Regions from separate parts of the Homo sapiens genome. Here region 1 is linked to region 2. A link is an interaction called in ENCODE POLR2A ChIA-PET data of the cell type or tissue named here. Cell type or tissue: GM12878. All regions are shown on one strand.

Region 1 (8,000 bases), 120 kb before region 2:
GTTACGCTCTCAGTGGTATCAGAACCAGGAATTGAAGTGTCAGCTGCTTGGGCCAGGCTGATGCCTTTCCTAATCTAGCTGCTCCTTACTGGAAGAAGGAATAACAGTACCATGCCCCAAGTGACACATGCCAGATGCATGTAACCATGGTTACAGGGTGAGTCCAATTCTCGGTGCCCACTTGTGTCTGGTTCCTGACAACTTCAGCTCTAGATAGCCATCCTTCTCTCTAGAAGTACCTTCCAGTATGTATGTATGTATGTATGTATGTATGTATGTATGTATGTATGTATGTATTTATTTATTTTGAGACAGAATCTCACTCTGTTGCCCAGGCTGGAGTGCAGTGGTGCGATCTCAGCTCACTGCAAGCTCTGTCTCCCGTGTTCATGCCATTCTTCTGCCTCAGCCTCCCGAGTAGCTGGAACTACAGGCGCCTGCCACCGCGCCTGGCTTATTTTTTGTATTTTTAGTAGAGACAAGGTTTCACTGTGTTAGCCAGGATAGTCTCAATCTCCTGACCTTGTGATCCACCTGCCTCGGCCTCCCAAAGTGCTGGGATTACAGATGTGAGCCACCGCGCCCAGCCAAGTGTGTGTGTGTGTGTGTCGAGAGAGAGAGAGAGAGAGAGAGAGAGAGAGAGAGAGAGAGAGGGAGAGAGAGAGAGAGAGGAGAGAGAGAGAGACCGAGACTGATTTATAGTTATGGTCCTAGCTCCTTATGGTAATTAAAATGCCCTGCCTATGATTTGTGTAAACTTGGTGTGATTATTTTTATTGCTACAGTATTTGGTTTTAAGCAATGTAAGAATGTCACCCCCCTCCTCCCATTCCTTTTGTGATGTGAAATGCTTCATTACTTAGGAATTTGCTGCTGATTGTACAGTTTAGCATTTGATCTTTTTGTTAACCACAGTCAGGTGACCACACATAGGGTAATTAGATTAACCCACCCCTCCTCTTCTCCACTGAAACAATGTAAAATCCAATATTCTATTAGCACATGCCTTCCGTAGATTAATGATCTTGGAGTTGCTGCGTGGAAATTTGCATAGCTCCCTACAGCTCTAAGAAATGAAAATGCCCAGCTGTCTAAAAGCTTTAATCAGGAAATGAGCATGAAATGGCATTGTTTTGTCACGGGCTTGGAATAATTTATTCTTGACAATCGAGTTATCCTGGATATAAATGTGTATAAACATTCTTTCAACAACCAGTAAACAGGTGCTTTTTTGTTCGTTAAAAAGTCAAGATTTTCTTGACTTGGGCTTGGCTTTGAAATCGTTGGCCCTCGTGCTGGTCACTGCCAAAAGTTTATACTAAAGTCATTTTCCTTGTCCCTCCTGTTTTAAATGGCAGTTTCTGGAGGCTGGCCTTTCAGAGCAAGAACGGTCTTAGGGAGTGAAGGAATGGGGACATGGCCATAGGACCACACGGGGTCATTCCTCACCCAGCCCCTTCTTGCCTGTGTTTTCATCCCCTCTTGGGACCTACTTTCCCCTATCTGTCAAATACAAATAATAATGGCCCCTATCTCTTAATGTGGTTGTGAGCATTAAATGTGTTATCCCATGTAAAGCCTTAGAAAAGTACCTTGTTCATGGTATATTCTTCATAATGGCGAGCTAATTCCATAAGACATAGGGAAATGAAGATGCAATTCTGTTTCTTTTTCTATTTAAAATATCCTAGTGCACTTAAATTTTTTTCTGTTAGACTATTAGTCTTGGAAGCAATTGTGACTATAAATGCTTTCATTTATGTTGGCACACCGTTAAAAGAATGATAGAACTAATGATAATGGCTAACATTCATTGAATGCCTGGGAGTGAAAGACTGAATGAGGCCTATTCCTGACTCTTGGGGCTAGACATAAGGACCCATGCTTATAGCCCAGGGGTGTGTGACAGGCTCTTACTCATCATCAAAGCTGTTAAAAAGACAGCAGAAACGGCCCTTGGACCTTGGATGTTGCTTCCTCTTTTTTTCTCCTCCAAGAGCAAGCTTTTTATCTAGCACGTGATTTAACAGTTCCTGTGTTGGGGGTACTGTTTCATGGACTAGGTATGATGTAGTGAGAAACATTTTAAAATTTTTCCAGAGGAGACTTTGATGGGAAAAATGCCCATCCCTCAGGGGACTCAATTTGAGATCGTGTAATTAACCTTTTGGAGCATAATTAGCCAAACTGTTTAGCTCTTTTTACTTGTACTCTGGGCACCAAAGAAAGCTGGATCCTACCCATGATAAAACTATCATCAATAAGATTTAATGTTGCCTCTTTATATGCATTTTATTTTTCTTGATTGTCATGCCCTTAGTTATTCTTGCATTTCAAGAATCTTTTTTTTTTTTTTTTTTTTTTTTTGAAACGAAGTCTCACTCTGTGGCCCAGGCCGGAGTTCAGTGGTGCGATATCAGTTCACTGCAACCTCCGCTTCCAGGGTTCAAGCGATTCTCCTGCCTCAGCCTCCCGAGTAGCTGGGATTACAGGCACGTGCCACCACACCTGGCTACTTTTTTTGTATTTTTAGTAGAGGCGGAGTTTCACCATGTTGGCCAGGCTGGTCTCGAACTCCTGCCCTCAGGTGATCCGCCCACCTTGGCCTCTCAGAGTGCTGGGATTACAGGTGTGAGCCACTGCCCCCGGCCTTGAATCTTGAACTTTATATCACATGACTGAAAAAAAAACATTGATTATTGGGTTTTGCCTGATTTTCCCCACATCTTAGCTTTCCTGTCTCCCCTGCTTAATGAAACGTATGGACTGGAGAGCTTTCTGTAAATCTTTTGTGTATGTTAGCATACACTGTTGGATCTTTAAAATCAGTAGTGGAAATTATATAGCTAAACTCTTATTGGGGGGCAGTGTCAACTTCTTCCTTGTGTCAATCAAGAAAAATGATGAGACAAGTCTCAATCATTTTAGGAAGTTTATTTGCCAAAGTTAAGGACGCACGCCCGGGAGACAGGTGCTATGCCTTTCTCTGAAGATGATTTTGAGGGCTCCAAATTTAAAGGCGAAAGGGTGGGATATTGAGAAGTATACAATTTTCACATAAGAGGCGGGTAGGGAAAAATAGTTATTCATGTCTTTGTCTGGCTCGGTGAATCTGCTTTTTTTTTTTTTTTTGACATAAGATAATATAGACAAATGGGGCAGAGGAAAAATGCAGGGAATCTGTGTTTTTACATAAGATAACATAGACAAAATGGGGCAGGAGAACAGTCAGATATGCATTTGTGTCTGGTGAGCAGGGGACAACTGCACCTGTAAAGATAAGCTATCAATTTACATTGCCATGGTGAAATCTTAAGAGAAACACCTTAGGGTAAAGACCTTGGAGCTCACTAGGAATTTCCTTGTGGGTAAAATATGGGGTAGGCATGTAGTTTTTCATCTTGTAGCCATTGTATTCAGGAACCAAAAGGGGAGGCAGGTTTGCGTGACCCAGTTCCCAGCTTGACTTTTTCCTTTAGCTTAGTGATTTTGGGACCCCAGGATTTATTTTCCGTTCACACTTGTTTGCAAAAAAAAAAAAAAAAAAAAGCAGTCAATAATTTAACGATCAGGAAATAGTAAACATATTTCAATTACTCAATGTTTAAGTTAATTAAAATTTTGAATAGCTAACACAGGCATATGGTGCCAGCTAAAAGGGACAAAATATATGCTTTCTCTGTCCCTCGGCCACCTGGTTCCCCTCCCTGGAGGCAGCCTCAGTTATCAGTTTATTGTGTGTGGCTTCTGTATTACACACAGAGGCGTACATACAAATGTACACAAATGCTAGCATACGTTAGGCTTTTTTTTTTTTTTTTTAACCTAGCAACATGTCTTGGTGATTGTCTTTCTTGGTACATACAGACTGACTTCAGTCTTGGAGAGAGTTGCATGGGATTGATTTATGGCCATTCATCAGCTGCTCTCTACTGATACACATTTATGTTCTTTCAGTCTTTTGCTAATTTAAGCAATGGCATAACGATTAATCTTGTACATATGCTGTTTTGCACGTGTATATTTGTAGTTTAAATTCCTAGGAGTAGAAATACTGAGTCAAAAGGCACAGACATTTAAATTTTTGATAGACAGTTGTCAAGTTGCTTCCCACAGAGGCTGTACAAATTTATTTATCAATTTATACTCTACTTAGAAAGTATGTGAGGCTCTCTTTCCCTACACCCTTGCTGACATTATCAATTTTTTTAATTGTTGACAATCTGACAGATAAAAATATCTCATTGTAATTTAAAAATTAGGTACATCCCTCCCTAAACTGTCAAATTCTGGAGAGATTTGTTCTTGGGGTCCTCATAGCCCCCATTCTTTGAGAGGACCAGCTGTGTGCCAGGCACTACGTCACATGCTGTGAAAACAAACAGTATTCTGAGAGAGCCAGATTCTAGTGCGAGGACACATGTAAACATTATTATAATATAGTATGTAATATATACTATAGTATAATATAGTATGTAAATGCTACAATTCTAGGTATGAGAAAATAGCCGGAATGATACAGGGTCCTTCTGTGTACTGAGCACTGTCAGGCACTGTTGTACAGGAATACCACTGTAATTTTCATTTCTCTTGTTGTACCAGGACAAGCCGCAGACAAAACTCCTCAGACACCGAGTTAAAGAAGGAAGTGGTTTATTCGGCCAGGAGCATCGGCAAGACTCCTGTCTCAAGAGCCGAGCTCCCTGAGTGAGCAATTTCTGTCCCTTTTAAGGGCTCACAACTCTAAGGGGGTCTGCGTGAGAGGGTCATGATCGATTTGAGCAAGCAGGGGGTACGTGACTGGGGACTGCATGCAGCGGTAATCAGAACGAAACAGAACAGGACAGGGATTTTTACAATGCCTTTTTATACAATGTCTGGAATCTATAGATAACATAACCGGTTAGGTCAGGGGTTGATCTTTAACTACCAGGCTTAGGTCAGGCAGGCCCAGGCCTAGTTTCAGGTCTGGTTCCTAGGCGCCAGGCTACCTGCCTTTAGTTTCGCTTCTCTTTCTTTTTCTGAGTATAAAACAGTATAAAACAATATGAGACGTTCTGTCTCTCTTCTCTCATCGTGAATGCAGTTAAGCATCTTGTTGCATGTTTGAGTCATTTTTTTCTTTTTTATGTGACCTGTCCTTTGCTATTTTTTTGTTGGGTTATTGATCTTTTGCTGATACTTTGTAGAAGGAGCTCTCTTTATAGAAGAGGCAACATTCCCCCAGTTTGTCTTTTGTCTTCGTTGATGAATTTTGTCGTTGTTGTTGTTTGCTATGTTATATTCTTAGTTTTCTGTAATTTATTTTTATTTATTTATTTATTTTGAGACAGAGTCTCGCCCTGTCGCCCAGGCTGGAGTCCGATGGCGCAATCTTGGCTCATTGCAACCTCCGCCTCCTGGGTTCAAGCGATGCTCCTGCCTCTGCCTCCTAAGTAGCTGGGATTACAGGCACACGCCACCACACCCTGATAATTTTTTGTATCTTTAGTAGAGGCAGGGTTTCACCATGTTGGCCAGGCTGGTCTCAAACTCCTGACCTCGTGATCCGCCTGCCTGGCCTCCCAAAGTGCTGGGATTACAGACGTGAGCCACCGTGCCTGCCATTCTGTAATTTATTGACCCTTTCTTTTCTAGCTTCTAAATTCTGTGTCAGAGTGTTAAATTATCTTTGCCTTTCTGAGATTGTAGAAACATTCTTTATTTTCTTCTAGTGCTTTAAAGGTTTAGTTTTTAAATGAGTAAATTCATTTTGAATGTCTAATATTCCCAGTTAAATAAAGAAATAAGTATTACTTGTTTTTTTAAAAAAGTTAGGGACTACATGAATTTTCTTACTGTATCATCTTCTCCCCTCTGCTCCTAAGCCTGATCTGCATCTTTTAAGGTGAGAAGTTGATGGTGATCCAGCCGTATCTTTATAGGGATGATACAGATCTCCATGTTGTTGCAGCTTTGGGCTCAATTGAGAATATTCTGCCTCTGATCACTTGAGGTCAGGAATTCGAGACCAGCCTGGTCAACATGGTGAAACTGGGTCTTTACTAAAAATACAAAAATTAGCTGGATGTTGGTGGTGGGTGCCTGTAATCCCAGCTACTAGGCAGACTGAGACAGGAGAATCGCTTGAACCCAAGAGGCAGAGGTTATGACAGAGCAAGACTCCTCCCTACGCCCCACCAAAAGAAAGAAAATACTCTACTTCATCTGTAGACAGCCATCTTGCCCATAACACTCTACTAAATTGGTCATTCATCTGATAGATATTTTTAAGTATCCAAACAACTGGTTGATATTGACACCCTTTGATCCAGTGGTAATAATCTAGATGTTTAGCGGGGTGTGGGCAAACATAAAGGCACCAACTGTCATGCAAGTAATTACACTGTACATCGGGAAGCAACATTATCTCTTTGGGACACAAAGGTAGTCGTTCTCATTTTTGTCCAGTATCTGTTACTTGTTGTGGTCTTTATAGTGTTCATCCCTTTCCTGAAGGTCAAGAGCTTCTTGCCCTTGTTCTCATGTTCTTGTTATTTTCTTATTCGTGTTATGAGTGATTCTTGGGAGATAATACTGCAAGTATATGATATTGCAAATATGCAGTTAAAGATTGACATAGAACATGGTAATAGACCTGTTACATTTCTTGAAATTTCCTTGTTAGCTTTGAGCTGAAAATACCATCAGAATATTTATGAGTATATATCAAAGCACTTTTCTGAGCATCAGCATATTTTGTAAGTATGAGAAAGCCATTGTGGTGTGAGACATCAACGTGGTTCTGCTATGTAATTTTAGGGCAAATTATGAAATATGTAAAGCATATAACAAATACCTATGTGCCCATCACCCTTGCTTTATTAAATCCTCATATTTTGCCATATTTACTTTATGTTTTTTTTCTTCTTTACAGTTCTAATGAAGTTGGTGCACTTGGTGGTTTGATAGCATGGGTATTTTCTTTTATTGTGGTAATCAGATATATTTTTTAAAGAAACAGAATCTTAAAGCTACAGCTGAAGCTCCCCTTGGTAGTCTGCCATATTCTCAGAATACTTGCTGTGTCTTCCCAGGTGTTCTGAGACAGACCAGCCTTTTGTGAAGAGAGCCAAATACTGGGAAGGCACAGTCTCTGCACGAAGGGAACATACTCACGGGGCAGCTGTTCCTCAGACTTGCCTTTTGCGTGGGGTGGGGTGGGGTCAGGGGAGAGATATGCATGTTGGGGAACAATGTGCTATTCTAGGTTTCTGTGTCTATTCAAAGCTGTCTTGATCAGTAGACTTGGTAAAAGTGTTTGTTTTTAGTGATTTTTAAAAATCTCCTGCCAGTGGTAATTTTGCAAAATGGTTTTCTATGAACTAGTGCAGGGGGCACAGCTGTGATCCTGCAGCCACGTCTGGGTCTAAAGGAAGCCTTTCCTGCAGAAAGCAATAGAGCAGGACTGAGGGCAGGCTGATGAATGATGTCTGTTTCCCCTGCCCTGCTTCCACCCTAAGCCAAGGGGGCTCTGCCCAACCTCACTCAGCTCTTCAAATGCAGAGAGAAGTACCAGGACCAGCATTCTGGGCAGATCAGGGTGGTGCCCAGCTTTCCCTGGTGTCCGTGGCACCAGCCTGCTCTGTGTGCCAATACTGTTGGTGACAGGAGAGAGAGAAATCTGGCAAGATAGGGGGAAAACAGCTGAGGTGGAGAACAAGGATGCCCTCTTGGGAACAGATCCATTCATCTGATTGGGTAGGTGAGATGAGACACGCATGGCTCACCTACTCCATAGGGTGCATCTGGCACATTCCGACCACCTGCCCCATTGATGTTGATCCCAGAAAACATCTCACCACCTGAGATGAACATTAAAATACCCAAGCACTAGCTTTGTGTATGTCTGACCTCCTAGGAGAAAATATCAGCACATTTCAATTTAAAAGAATCTGTCTTCTTTCAGTTTAAGCATTTGTGCTGTTCTTTTAAATTGAAATTGCATGCAGTGAAGTGCA
Region 2 (8,000 bases):
AGGCATGCAATGTGAAATAAGCACATCATGGAGAATGGGGTATCTATCCCCTCAAGCATTTATCCATTGAGTTACAAACAATCCAGTTACACTCTTTATTTTAAAATGTACAATTAAGTTATTATTGACCATAGTCACTCTCTTGTGCTATCAAATACTAGGTCTCATTCATTCTTACTATTTTTTGTACCCATTAACCATCCCTCCTACCCCCCAGCCCCCAACTACCCTTCCCAGCCTCTGGTAACTGTCTGCCTACTCCCTGTGGACAGTATAGTTTTAGAGTAATTCTGGGGTCCAAGAGGGGCTTCCTGGGCTTGAAAATGAACACAGTTCCAAATGCTCAGCTTGCCTAAGCATGTGGGAGAATCCTGGCTCCAGCCCAAGCCTTGTTCAGTCCTAAAAGCGTCTATTAACTACATCCACATACCTGGCCCTCTAGGAACAGCATGGTGGGGGATGGGTTACTCAAAAGAGTGGGTTTATAGGAAGCCCATATTCTAGGACCAGCTCTGTTATTAGCTAGCCATGTGAACTTGGGCAAGTCATTTTATTCCTTTGGCCTTCCTCTTCATCATCTGCATTGTCTGTGAAGTCAGAGGGTTATACTAGAGATAAACCCCAGGGTTTATCCCAGCATCTTCATCCTCTCATTCAGTTCTAAAAGCTTTACAATTCAGAGGGGAAGGTTTCTGCATTCAAAAATTAAACAGCTGATGGAAGAGCCAAAAGGAAGATGTGAACAATTCAGTAGGAATATGAGAAAGGTGTCTTTGGGTATAGATGTTAATATGCCTGTAAATGGTAGCAGGTCAGGAAAGGGAATTATTACTGTCATCAAAGGCTTGAGGGATGTTTATTGACAGACATTTTTCATAGACACCAGGATAAGAATTTCTACAGTTGGGCTGGGCACAGTGGTTCACAGCTGTCGTCCTAGCACTTTAGGAGGCTGAGTGAGGCAAGTGGATCACTTGAGCCCAGGAGTTTGAGACCAGCTTCTTGGAAGGCTGACATGGGAGGATTACCCCAGGAGGTTGAAGCAGCAGTGATTGAGCCAAGGTCATACCATTGCACTCCAGCAGGGTGGCAGAGTGAGACCCTGTCTCAAAAAAAAAAAAAAATAAAAAAAAAAAAAATAAAAAATTCTTCAGTTTCAGCCCACACACACTGTCTCCAGTTGTCAAGAGCAAATTCTGGGGTAATTGTTCTTCCATGATTTCCATTTAGTGCCACCCCAGACCCCTAAGAAGCCCCCTAAAAAGCCCCTTTCATTTGGACCATTTCCCTGCTTCGGGATTTTGATACGACACCTATGTTTAGGTAACAGGCCACAGAGTAACTGAACAACTACATATTAGAAATGACCCTGAGCTTGGGATCTGAGCAACCTCCTTCCCTCTTCCTTCTGGCCAGAAGACAAACTATAACAAAAATTGCCCAGCAGTGCAGAAGAGGGCAGCTCCTTCCTGCGTAGATGTCTGTCTCCTTAGCATGCTAAAATACTAGCTCACATCAGGGTTAAGAGTTGTGATGATTTTAAAAATGTTGATATGAGTTGGTATTTTCTGAGTGAAAGTGAAACTCAGCTGATCAGGATTTAGTTAAACAACATTATCATCCCCACCCTCTCAAAAAAAAAAGCTTTTATGATATTGAAATTCATCAGAAACTCATGCTGGGGAACAGATTGACATAATTTTCATAACAAGAGGAAAACTGTCTAAATATTCATAATGAAGTGCCCTGAGGTTCCTCCAGCTCACCACATCTGGAGTTTCCCTCTTTCTTATTATAATTGATACAGATTTGTGGCCTCTGTGGGATAGAAAAATAGCCCAAAGGGCTATTGAATATTTTTCTGAAAAATAGTTCAGTCTTACAGATTCAGAAGACCAGCTGAACAGGTGGGTTGGGGGGAAAAATCCTTGACAGAATTTGTACAAGGGCAGATCAGGCTTCTGCATAAATTATGACTGCAGGACAAAGGCTGTTTTCCCTGCTGAACCTCATCTCACTTCCTAACTGGACACTCATACCGCCTTTGCAATCCCTTTGTTCATTGACTTGCTTCTTAGGAGTTCTCATCTGTGATGGCAACAAATGGAACCTTGTTGCTATCATTAGATCATTGGTCCCTCTAGGTTGAGGCTGTATCTTCTACTTGATATCCCCACCATGCAGCCTAGAAAAGTGCCATGGATTCAGTGGGCACATAAAAAGTGGTGGTTGAGCAAATGGAGAAGTATAAATGATTTATGATTTATCAGGCTGTAGATTGCACAGTTTTTTAAAAGCCGTTAGCACCATGCACGGTGGCTCATGCCTGTAATCCTAGCACTTCGTGGGGGCCGAGGCGGGAGGATCTCTTGAGCCCAGGAGCTTGAGGCCAGCCTGGACAACACAGTGAGACCCTGTCTCTACAAAAAATAGAAAAAATTAGTTGTGCATGGTGGCACATGCCTGTGGTCCCAGCTCCTTGGGAGGCTGAGGCAGGAGGATCACTTGAGCCCAGGAGGTCCAAGGCTGTGGTGAGCCACGACCGTGCCACTGCACTCCAGTCTGGGTGACAGAGTGAGACCTTATCTCAAAAATATATATAAAAATTAAAAAGCTATTAGCCATTGGTCCCCTTTGCCAAGTGTACATATACCTGTATATGTAAGCCCCTCACAATGAGACCTTAAACACAATGGTAAGAAACATCTTTCGAAAGTATGTTCCAAACACCTACTTTAAGAGCCCTCTGCATGGAAAACAGTTCCATTCACTGTAGGAAAACAGCACATAATGTATCTCTTAAAAAGTATGCTTAGATTTAGCTCTAAAACATTTATGTATAAAGCCCTCATGCACGATGAGATGCAATGCTAGAAACATCTCCCAAAAACATGTTTGAAACACTTGCTTACGAAATTTTATGCTTGGAAAACAGTTCCATTCGCTATATGAAAACAGCACATAATGCATCTCTACAGAAGCAAGTAGATTTAGCTTTTAAAGTTGTATATGGAAACCACATATAATGAAACTTGAAATACAATGGTAAGGAACATCCTTCAAAAGTATGTTCAGAACACCAGCTTACAGAGCTCTCTGCTAGGGGAAAAAACAAAACAAAACAAAAAATCAAAACAAAATACATTTGTTCCTGTAAGACACTTGAGCATGTTCTGGAGTCTGAGTGGTTAGCAGTGGTTGCTGGTGTTCCTTGGCTTGCCGGTGTTCCTTGGGGCTTGCCAGACCCTCTCTTCTTACCAGCCACTGCTCTCCCAATCGGCCTAAGACTGTTACCAGTGGAGGGTGTCCAGGTTCTTGGCGTCTTGAACAAATAATTGGACAAAACGCACAAACAAAGCAAGGAAAGAGTAAAGCAACAAAAGCAGAGATTATTGAAAATGAAAGTACACTCCACAGGGTCAGAGCGGACAGCAGCATAGGGGCTCAACAGCCAAATTACAGAATTTTCTGGGGTTTAAATACCCTCTAGAGGTTTCCCATTGGTTACTTGGTACACACCCTATGTAAATAATATGGTGGCCCACAGTCAGTCTGATTGGTTGTGGAAAGCAACCAATCAGAGGCTGAAGTGAAGCTACAAAGTTACACTTCTATGCAAACATCTGATTGGTTGCAGAAAGCAACTAATCAGAGATACTTTCAATTTTCCATCTGCCCCGCAGAAAAGGAGCGGGATTTGCAAAGGGAGTAGCCTATGGTCCTTTTGTTACTTAGGTGTGGAAAGTTGGGATTTTCCTTTTGATTTAGTTCTAGGAAGTCAGCGTGAATCGGCCTTAGGTTCTCTGCCTCCAGACCCTATTCTGCCTCAAGACCACCAGGGACAAGGCTGTAGTCTGACGAATTCAGGTTTATTGGCTCGTTGTGACCAGGGAGACTGCACACCGGGGGACGTGTGGATGTTACACCAAGCAAAAGCAAAATTAAAAAAAAAAAAAAAGTCGTTGCAGATTTTGAGAAGGGGTGGAATTTAGTGAAATGTAAATGAAATTATGTTTTGATAGGCTCAAGGCAAAGCAGGGCTGCACGGCAAGGGGTCAGCATCAGGTCTTGACTGTGAGGTGGACTCAGGTCCTGTTTCTTTGGCAGCTACCAAGTGAAGATAGATGTGTAGTGCTGTGTCCAGAAACCCGTTACATGAGGCGCTGCACTTGGGCTGGAAATGAAGACTGCTTCTCTGGGTCAAGTGGCTTAGCGCCTTCAGGCCAGAGTGGACTGTTTCATTCTTCCTGATATAATTTTTTTAAAAACCAAGTTTCTGGTAGTTTGTCTCTAAAATCACATACTTTGTCAGGGAGTGAGAAAGTAGGAGCACTCCAAGAAGAGGGTTGTTAAGGACACTTTGCAACTACTGCATATGCTTGGGAGAGAAACACTGTTTCCTGATCACTTTGCAGGTGGCCTTATCTGTGTCTGTTGCCCCAGCCTCAAGAATGGCTGGGCAGATTGCTACTTACTCAGTGCAGCTCATTTTTGCTTTCTCACCACATGTTTAAATAGGAAAAAAAAAAAAAAAAAAAAGAGTCAACTCTCTTGTGTTGGGTTTTCCTCAGCTTCATAATATATACCCAGGAACTCTGATCCTATTTTTTCAGACTCAGTGGTTTTGCTCACATATCCTCCCCCAAACTCACTCATTCTTGGGCCTGGGGATTTGGGCACATCCAATTTGCTGCAGCATGTCTCATATTCACCCCTTTAGTGCCTCCCATGCCTGTCATGTACTGAAGCCCCTCATGCTTGATGTCCCAGGGGTACCCACCTCTTCCTAAGAAGCACCTTTCATCACTTGCTCCCCAATACAGACATTGCTGTCTGGATTCAGAGTGGGAGCCTTCCCAGGAGGGTGCCCAGCCTACCCGTGTGGCTTAAGATCTGCATTTCAAATACAGTCCTCTTGAGAAAAAGGTTAACTCCCTTTGTGTTTTCCTGGTAGGTTTTCTTTCTCCCAAAGACTCTCCAAGGAGCTTCTCATCTGAGCTTCTCATCTGAAAGTACCATCGAGAGGAGCAGTGATCCAGCCTCTGCTGCATTGTAGAGACAAGAAGGGCTTTGCTTGTCAGATTTTCATTTCTTCTTTTTAAAATATACTTCTCTTTTTAGAGGAGGTTAAATGGTGTCATAATTCATACTTGTGAAATAATTTGAAAGTCAAATTCCCAACAGCATCCGAGACCGAAGGTGGTTGTTTGGAGTTATGGTCAGCTTCTTCATAAAGGAAGACACTGGGTTGGCGTTGACAGACATACTGACGGACACATCGTGTTTCATTTCTCCGTCTCAATTTAAATGTAGACCATGGCTTCTTCACCTCAGCAGTATTGACATTTGGGCTGGATCATTGTCTGTTGGTGGGCGTTGTCCTCTGTGTGCATTGTAGAATGTTTGGCAGCATCCCTGGCCTCTGCCCACTAGATGCCAGTAGCACTCAACCCCCATTCCCTGCCAAGTTCTAATAAGTAGAATTGTCTCCAGGTATTGCCAGTATTTCCTGGGAAGCCCTAGTTTCAAACTGCTGGTATAGACTGTAGTAAGCCCCACGAGGGCATTGTGGCATCCCTGCTGCCTGGCATGCAGTGGACGCTCAGTTATTATTTACTGAATAGATGACAAGCCTAGTATGTATTTCACTACTCCTCACTAGCCCCAGATCCTCAGAATCTGACCCAGAACTGGAGTTCCTGTCTAAATCTAGCATATGGCACACCCACCCCCAGTGCTACCACCATACTTGTCCACCCTCCAGGTCCCCACAACTGTTTTGCTCCTTCCTGGAATTAAACATTTGCTAATACCCATTACTAGACCAGTGGTTCTCACAGCGTGGTCCCAGAACTAGCAGCAGCAGGAGCATCACCTAGGAACTTGTTAGAAATGCAAATACCAGCCCTACAGAATCAGAACCCCTGGGGGTGGGGCCCAGTTGATCTATTTTTACAAGCTCTCCACCTGATGCCAATGCCCACTCAAGCCTGAGAACCACTGACCTAGACTAAGGCCTTTTTTTTTTTTTTTTTTTTGAGACGGAGTCTGCTCTTTCGCCCAGGCTGGACTGCAGTGGCGCGATCTTGGCTCACTGCAAGCTCCGCCTCCTGGGTTCACACCATTCTCCTGCCTCAGCCTCCCTAGTAGCTGGGACTACAGACGCCCGCCACCGTGCCCGGCTAATTTTTTGTATTTTTAGTGGAGACGGGGTTTCACCGTGTTAGCCAGGATGGTCTCGATCTCCTGACCTCATGATCCGCCTGCCTCGGCCTCCCAAAGTGCTGGGATTACAGGTGTGAGCCACCGCACCCGGCCTTTTGTTTTTTTTTGTTTGTTTGTTTGTTTTTTTTTGTTTTGTTTTGTTTTGGAGATGGAATTTTGCTGTGTCGCCTAGGCTGGAGTGCAGTGGTGCAATCTCGGCTCATTGCAACCTCTGCCTCCCTGGTTTAAGCAATTCTCCTGCCTTAGCCTCCAGAGTAGCTGGGACTATAGGCACTCACCACCAAGCCTGGCTAATTTTTGTATTTTTAGTAGAGATGGGGTTTCACTATGTTGACCAAGCTGGTCTCGAGCTCCTGACCTCGTGATCTGCCTGCCTCGGCCTCCCAAAGTGCTGGGATTACAGACGTGAGCCACCGCGCCCGGCCAGACTAAGGTTTTTAAAGCTTCTCTGATGATGAGAATCACCAGAGTATGTGTTTAGTAAATGGATTCCCGGTCCCACCTCAGATCTGAAGATTCACATCTGCAGGGAAGAGGTCTGGGAAGATAATAGAATGAACAGGTGCCCCACAAAATTCTTATCAGGGATGATTGATTGGGAAACATACCCCAATCCTACTCCTCTGGTCAGTGTCCTAGAACATTGTACAAAGCCCACTGTCATTTTCTTCCTCTCTGACAAGATCCTGAGTCTCTTGTTTGGGAAGTGATTGTCCCGTTTCAGATACTCTGACACTTTAAGCCGAATGCATGGCTCTCATCCTATCTTCACTGTTGTCTGGTCAACACTGTATGTTTGCAAACCCTTTTCTGCTACTTGAGCTCCTCGAGCAGATAGTGTCTTATTTACCTTAATTTCTCTTTCCTAGAACATGATAGAAGTCCACACCCTTATGTGCCATTCTAAAATACAAAAAGCTCTGAAAACTAAAATGTTTTATTACTCATTGGGTGATAAAACTTGTTCTGGACTGACATATGCCTACTCATAGTCTTTATTTTTCCCACTTGGAGTGACCAGTCATCCATTTACTGCAGAATTTTAATGGTTGGGTGCAGCCCCAGCCCCCAGCTGAGGATGTTACGTATTATATGGTATATGCAGTATATTTCCTTTCTAAAATCTGAATAATCCTGTCCCCAGGGCTTCTGAGTGAGGGATTACCAACCAGTAGTGTCTGAGATAATATTTGTCAGTTGAACGAGAGAATTTCTGATTATGATGTGCGTGAAACTAGATTATCCCTGAGCTTGATACTTTTGTTGTACTGTCCCAAGGGAAAGGAAAACTCCAGTTTTAGGTGTGACCTGGTACTTTCCAAATGCTGCTTAAAGCTCTGAAAGTCTTCCTAGCAGAATCTGCCTATGACACATGGGGTTTTGATCTTTATACCCTAAAACTGAACTCAGAGAGTTGTCCTGGATTTAATGTTATTTCCTTCTGTGTATATGTTCAGCTTGCTGATATATTTATTCTGTTGGTTCTGCTTTTATTTTTTTTTAAGCTGAGAGGGTTTTTGCTTGTTTGTTTGAAGTTGGTTTGTTTTTATTGAATAGATTATAAAACTAGCTGCAGGCAGTCATGTGATGTGGGCATGTGAGTTCAATTCCTTTAACAGTCTGTTTTTAATATTATGTAAATTTCTAAAAGTTTAGAGATTGAAATAATGTTTTTTGGGGAGGGTGTAAATCATGACTGGACATTTTGGTGATTTTAATAGAGCAAGCTTCTTAAAATTTGAAAGCCAATAATTAGTACTGGGGCTCTTGATGTG

Evidence for each region. Peaks named below come from ENCODE experiments on the same cell type or tissue, not always from the same donor. Only the 100,000 strongest peaks of a DNase experiment are listed, where the experiment ranks them.
Region 1: POLR2A ChIA-PET joins it to region 2 with 11 read pairs; 3 of 35 experiments call an interaction of 5 or more read pairs at or near these places.

Annotation. Positions count from the first base shown.
Region 1 is chrX:19,752,695-19,760,694 of GRCh38, reverse strand. All of the region lies in intron 2 of SH3KBP1 (SH3 domain containing kinase binding protein 1), which reads left to right. Among named protein-coding and RNA genes, the nearest start is that of SH3KBP1, 130 kb to the left of the region's middle. In GM12878, no CTCF peak of the experiment used is centred here; no DNase peak of the experiment used is centred here; H3K27ac peaks cover 4,409 bases.
Region 2 is chrX:19,636,447-19,644,446 of GRCh38, reverse strand. The region is part of intron 7 of SH3KBP1 (SH3 domain containing kinase binding protein 1); the gene reads left to right. It overlaps LOC124905255 (a long non-coding RNA gene), which reads right to left. Exons shown (of 2, transcript XR_007068406.1): 2 at 1-3,322. Among named protein-coding and RNA genes, the nearest start is that of MAP3K15, 120 kb to the right of the region's middle. In GM12878, no CTCF peak of the experiment used is centred here; no DNase peak of the experiment used is centred here; H3K27ac peaks cover 632 bases.